Regions from separate parts of the Homo sapiens genome. Here region 1 is linked to region 2. Evidence: read pairs that join two places in POLR2A ChIA-PET (ENCODE). Cell type or tissue: GM12878. All regions are shown on one strand. Each heading gives the region's core, and the rest is flanking DNA. Links, peaks and the distances in the headings are about the cores only.

Region 1 (2,928 bases), core at 334-2,833, 110 kb before region 2:
CAATGCAATAAAGATATTCATTCAAAGAGTACCCCCAAATGACAAATTCATTCAGAATGTTTTAATCAGTTAAATGTTCCCTGGCATTGGCACATGCAAGTGATCCATCAAGGAACTGAATGACTAATCCACTAAACTTCCCTGTAACTCTTCTCAATCTTTCCTGAAAGCAAAAAGAAGAGTAATTTAAATGAACCAAGTGTTTAAGATCTATTGAGTTTCCACAAAAGGCTAGCTACTGAGCAGAACATTTGTAGAAATTGGCCCAGCTTCCAGACTTGCTTTTAAAAAAAAAAGCTAAATATATTACATTGAATCCTTAAATAATGTTTAAAGTTTAATTTAATATATAGGAATATAGCAGTGAAATGACAGTTTACTTTCAGTTTTTAATTACCCTATAAGTTGAATAACTTATTCAAATAAGAATTTCTGGTCCTATGCATGCATTGAATAATATTAATCACTTCACTTTGAGGCATAAATTAAGCCACAGACTTGGTCAAGTTCCTTCTAATGGATTCTCTAATTAGGATATTCAGTTTTGTGGTGGAAAGAGGTCTTGAGGAATAACCTCAATCCATCAACCTTTTTCAACCACAACACTTTGTAATAGTTCCACCTCCAGCTCAGAAGTTTTATGAAAATATTTGTATAGGTCTGTATAGAGAATGTACAGTGAGAAGTTATTTGCATAGACCATATATTCTTCTGCGTAGGCCATATATTCTTCTGCAAACCACTTTAATGATGACAGAGTGAGCATTAGCTAAAAATATTAAGCATAGGTTGAGCCAAAAAAAAGTATCTGAGAAGAAATTATCTGAAATACTAGAAGTTAGACGAGGTGAAATACATAGTTCTTCTGTCTTAAGTAGAAGGTCTAAAAGCTAGAAGCAAGAGTTCAAGTTTCTGGCTATCACTTCCTAAACTACAACTAAAGTCAACGAACCAATACAAGAGTCCAGCACATAATTCCAAGATGTGACAGGTCCAAGGATGGTTTTCATGCCTGGGTTCCATAAGGAGCATCTCTATTATTCACTAATATGCTCATAAGTGCAGAACTGTTTAGATCTGTCTTCCCTGCTCCCTATAGCTAATTCCTTCCTTGCCTAGCACTAGTTCAACCAATAAAGACTAAGTTAGCACAAAATGGCAAGAAGTGCCCCTTGTTTTTTAAGATATTAAAAAAAATTGTAAAGTAGTCTTAGTAGAAGTTTACATTAAGAATTATGTCTATTATTTAAAAACTCACATTATTAGTTAAAAAATTGTGATTGCTAAAGTTTTCTTATGAATTTCTTATGATTCTGTGTAGTTCATTTAGCATCTAGTATAAATACAGAGTATCTAACAACCTCTAAATCTAGAAGGGCGGACAGTACATCCATCTACTCCTTAGGGACCAATGAGAGCAGGTAGCTTCCAGAAGTTAATTGCTTAGAAATGGTAACATAGTTCACATAGAGGGCTGGAAATCCTGACAAATGATTGCAAATATGGGCTTCCCTTAAGCAGGATGATGACCAAATGTTTAACAAAGTGCATGGTAGAAGAGCAACCAAACAAAACAGATGCTCACTCAGAATGATGCTGGCCTACAGCAGTACCTTATGGTACCTGCCTGCAGAATACAGGTCCCACAAGGATGGACAGACCCTCAGGATACCAGAATCAATCCTAAAGAGCAGAACACTCAAGATCCCACAGCCTGGCACCTGTACATTTTTCTGGCCTTTTTAAAGCTTCACTGTTTAGCTTTTTCTGAGTTTATATGCATAAGAATCTTTACAATAACACCCTTCTTCCCCACAAGCTAAGTTACTGGAAATGAGGCTGTATTCCATGCAATCTAAGAACATAACTAAAATAGAATGTCAACAAAAGAGAAAAACATAAACCCAGTTTTCAATGATTCAAGCTGTATTTTTGTATATCCCACTATGAATGTAACAATTTTACAGATGTTAAAAAATATTATATTTGTAGTCATGTAAATTGGTACAAACACTTTGGAAAATTATTTGTCACTATTTATTAAAATCAAACCTTTGTATACCCATCCTACCACCCAGAAATTTGATTTCAAGATATATATACAACAAAAATGCATACATATGTTCTCAAAGGACACATGTAAGAATGTTCATGGCAGCACTATTCATAAAAGCCAAAAATTAGAAACAACCCACAAGCCCATCAACTGAAGAATAGATACATAAATTGTGGGGTACAATAGGACACTCTAGAGTAGCAGTTGCCAACATTTGTGGCACCAGGGACTGGTTTTGTGGAAGACAATTTTTCCATGGACCAGGGGGTGGAGATGGTTTTGGGATGATTTAAGCACATTACATTTATTGTGCCCTTTATTTTTATTATTATTACATTGTAATATATAATGAAATAATTATACAACTCACCATAATGAAGAATCAGTGGAAACTCTGAGCTGTTTTCCTGCAACTACACAGTCCCATCTGGGGGTGATAGGAGACAGTGACAGATCATCAGTCATTAGATTCTTATAAGGAACACGTAACCTAGATCCCTCACACGCACAGTTCACAATAGGGTTTCGCGCTCCTATGAGAATCTAATGCCGCCACTGATCTGACAGGAGGCAGAGCTCAGGTGGTAATGTGAGTGATGGGGAGTGACTGTAAATACAGATGAAGCTTAGCTCGCTTGCCCACCACTCACCTCCTGCTGTGGGGCCTGATTCCTAACAAGCCACAGACCGTACCGGGGTTTGGGAACCCCTGCTCTAGAGCCATGAGAATGAATGAACCACAACTACACAGAAAAAAAATGGATCAACCTCTCAAACATAATAGGAGTCAAAGAAGCCAGAAAGGGAAGAGAACATTCTGTATAATTCCATTGGTTAAGAGTTCCAAAATGGGAGAAATTAATCTATGGAGT
Region 2 (2,928 bases), core at 250-2,749:
AATGACATTGATTATTTATTGATTGGAAGGATACCCAGGATATATAGATACACATATATATGCGTGCATATATATATGCATATATGTATATATACACATATATATGCGTGCATATATATATGCATATATGTATATATACACATATATAGCAAATATATATATACATATATACATATATATGTGTATATATGTATATATACATACGTATACATATATACGTACATATGCATATATACGTATATGTGTGTGTGTATATATATATATATATATAGCAAAAAAATAAAAAAGCCAATTGCAGCATAAGTCTATAATGATCCTGGAGAATATACACCAAAATGTTAACGGTGGTTATCTCTGGGTGGTAGGTTTATGAATAACATTTATTCTCTTCTTTATTTCTTAATTTGAATTTTGTATAATAAGCATGTATATCTTTTTTACATTTTAAAGCTTTTCCCATTTTAAATGCTTAGGGAATAAATGCTGTTACAGTAAATGATGGCTTCATTTATTCTCCTTCCAAGGACAGGGATTTCCAAAGGTTGGCAGTGATCCAAAGGTTGGTGTTGCTGCTAAGAGGGAGAAGAAGAAAGTAGGAAATGGGTTGTCCTTAGCAACTGGCTCTCACAACTGTTCCTCCTACTGTCTGGGATTCATACGAATATTTAAATAGCCTTAAATATCTTATCTCATAACACTTTTCTAATAAGAACTGTGGCTTCCAGTGGAAATGATATAGCTCAATTTTGACAATACCAATTAGTTTCAGCATAAAGAAACTATCTGTTGTCAATTTTTTCAGTTGTGAAAATCAGCTTCCAAACTCATTTCACCTTCCCTGTTGGCTCTTCTCTCACCTTTCAAAGTGTTCACTGTCCAAGATGAATTTATTAAATACTGTCTTATTCTATTTAGCATGATACCAAAGCTGCGTATGCAAGCTGATGTCAATGACCTTCTCTTACTATCACCAAATTGGGGCACTGCTTCTGCTATAAGAAAGATGAATGGGGAGGTGGAGGGATATCTCTAGTCTTTTTTCTTATACTATATAAGAAACCTACAAGCAACTTTCATTTCAATTAATATTTTACATGAACTCAAGATAGCTTAAAGAAAAATAAATTAAAATTAAAATCACACCAACCACAGGAAGAACATGTCAATTTATTGGTATTTATTTCCTTAATTTTAACATTTAGCCTAAAACACAAACAAAACTAAGATTTGCAAGAAAAAAAAACTGAAATAAATTTGCTAGCCATGCTAGGATTTTATTATAGTTTGGATCAACTTTGAATGCTTTAAATATATATTATGCTTGAATATCAACAGAAAAAATGTGTGTTGGTGTAGCCTAAAAACTTGAACATATTTGCTTCTTGGGTTCTTCTAAAATGTCCTTACTCTATGAAAACCTGAAGTAAATCGGAGAAAAAAGTTTAAAATGTTTGACAGAATATTAAAACTCAGTGTAAGCAGAAGTATAGGAAGAGCTTTTAAAGCCTGTTTTTTTTTGGTTAAAGCAGCTCAAAATCATATCTCCAAAAGAGCAGAGTTTGAGTACAACTTATTTCCCTCTAGGCTAGAAAACCATGGCTGTTCATTTAACAAGTTTAAGGAGTATAGCTAGTGTCATAAACCCCAAACATGTAGCAGAAATGCAACCTATGCATCCAAATGACATAGGACAGTGAAAGGGGCCCTACACTGGGAGACAGGAGACAGAAAATTTCTTCCCTTTTGTTCTGCAATGGCCACATGACTCACTAGTCACTATGCTTCTCGGAATTTCTCACTTCCTCATCTGTAAAAACAAGCCCGGGGCTAGATGATGTCTAGGTTGTTTCCAGATCAAAAATTTTTAAAGCTCTAATTCTACACATTCACTTTACACATATACAAAACTGAAAACATTCTATTTTTATGATCTAAAAAAACTGCAAATAAAAGAACTGCATTTTAGCAAATTTTTCCACTGACATTTTGAAAAAGGAAATAAGATTTAGCCTTATCATTTTAATATAATTAATTTACTTTTCAATACTAGTATCATATAATCCTTTATTACTCATTAGCATTTAATAATCATATCTTTTATTTCTAATTCCAATATTAGAAAGAAATTTGTCTTCCTTAATTATGGAATCAGCAGGAATCATGAGATATGCTAACAGCAGAAAAACATCTGAAATATAAAAATTAGTTTTGTCTTTCAAAAAATAATTGAAGACAGAAATTTCTATTTCCTGAAGTATTGTATTCCAATATGCAAGATAGTTCAGTAATAAAAACTAATATTCACTTAGTCTTATGTATAGAGCACTTTAACATGCATGATGTCACTAAATCTTTATGACTCTATGAGGAAGTATTGTAATTATCCTCACTCTATAGTTGAGGAAACTGAGGTCTCCTGACATTAAGTGATTGTCCAGGATCATAAAGCTAGAAAGCCCCAGCTCCATGACTCAACCTCTGACCTTTTCTCTCAATTTCTTGCTCTCTCTCCATGCTGTTCTGCCAGTTCATAAGCCCTTAATGTTTCTAATGAAGCCCACTTTCACCTAATTTAATGTAGACGGTTGCTCATAAACACCATAACAATTAACTGGGAACAAATATTTGAAACACATATGGCAGAAAGGGTTAATTACCTATCTTTAACATATGAGGAATCTTTACAAATTAAAAAAAAGAAAAGAAAAAGACCAACAATTCAATGAAGTTAGGTGAGAAATACAACCAGAGAGTTTACACACAAAAAAAATTATTGCTAATAGCTTTGAAACACTTGGGGGGAAAATGCTCAATCTCAATTAAATGACCGCTAGTAAAAATAAGATTTTTTCCTTTTTTTTTTTCAGACAGTGTCTCACTGTCGCCCAGGCTAGAGTCCAGTGGCACAATCACAGCTCACTGCAGCTT

What was found. Peaks named below come from ENCODE experiments on the same cell type or tissue, not always from the same donor. Only the 100,000 strongest peaks of a DNase experiment are listed, where the experiment ranks them.
Region 1: POLR2A ChIA-PET joins it to region 2 with 6 read pairs; 2 of 35 experiments call an interaction of 5 or more read pairs at or near these places.

What each region holds. Positions count from the first base shown.
Region 1 is chr2:198,001,507-198,004,434 of GRCh38, reverse strand. The region is part of intron 1 of PLCL1 (phospholipase C like 1 (inactive)); the gene reads right to left. Among named protein-coding and RNA genes, the nearest start is that of PLCL1, 200 kb to the right of the region's middle. In GM12878, for the core only: no CTCF peak of the experiment used is centred there; no DNase peak of the experiment used is centred there; H3K27ac peaks cover 402 bases.
Region 2 is chr2:197,888,026-197,890,953 of GRCh38, reverse strand. The region is part of intron 1 of PLCL1 (phospholipase C like 1 (inactive)); the gene reads right to left. Among named protein-coding and RNA genes, the nearest start is that of PLCL1, 85 kb to the right of the region's middle. RefSeq lists enhancers at 1,548-1,597, 1,858-1,947. In GM12878, for the core only: no CTCF peak of the experiment used is centred there; a DNase peak (open chromatin) is centred at 1,743; H3K27ac peaks cover 537 bases.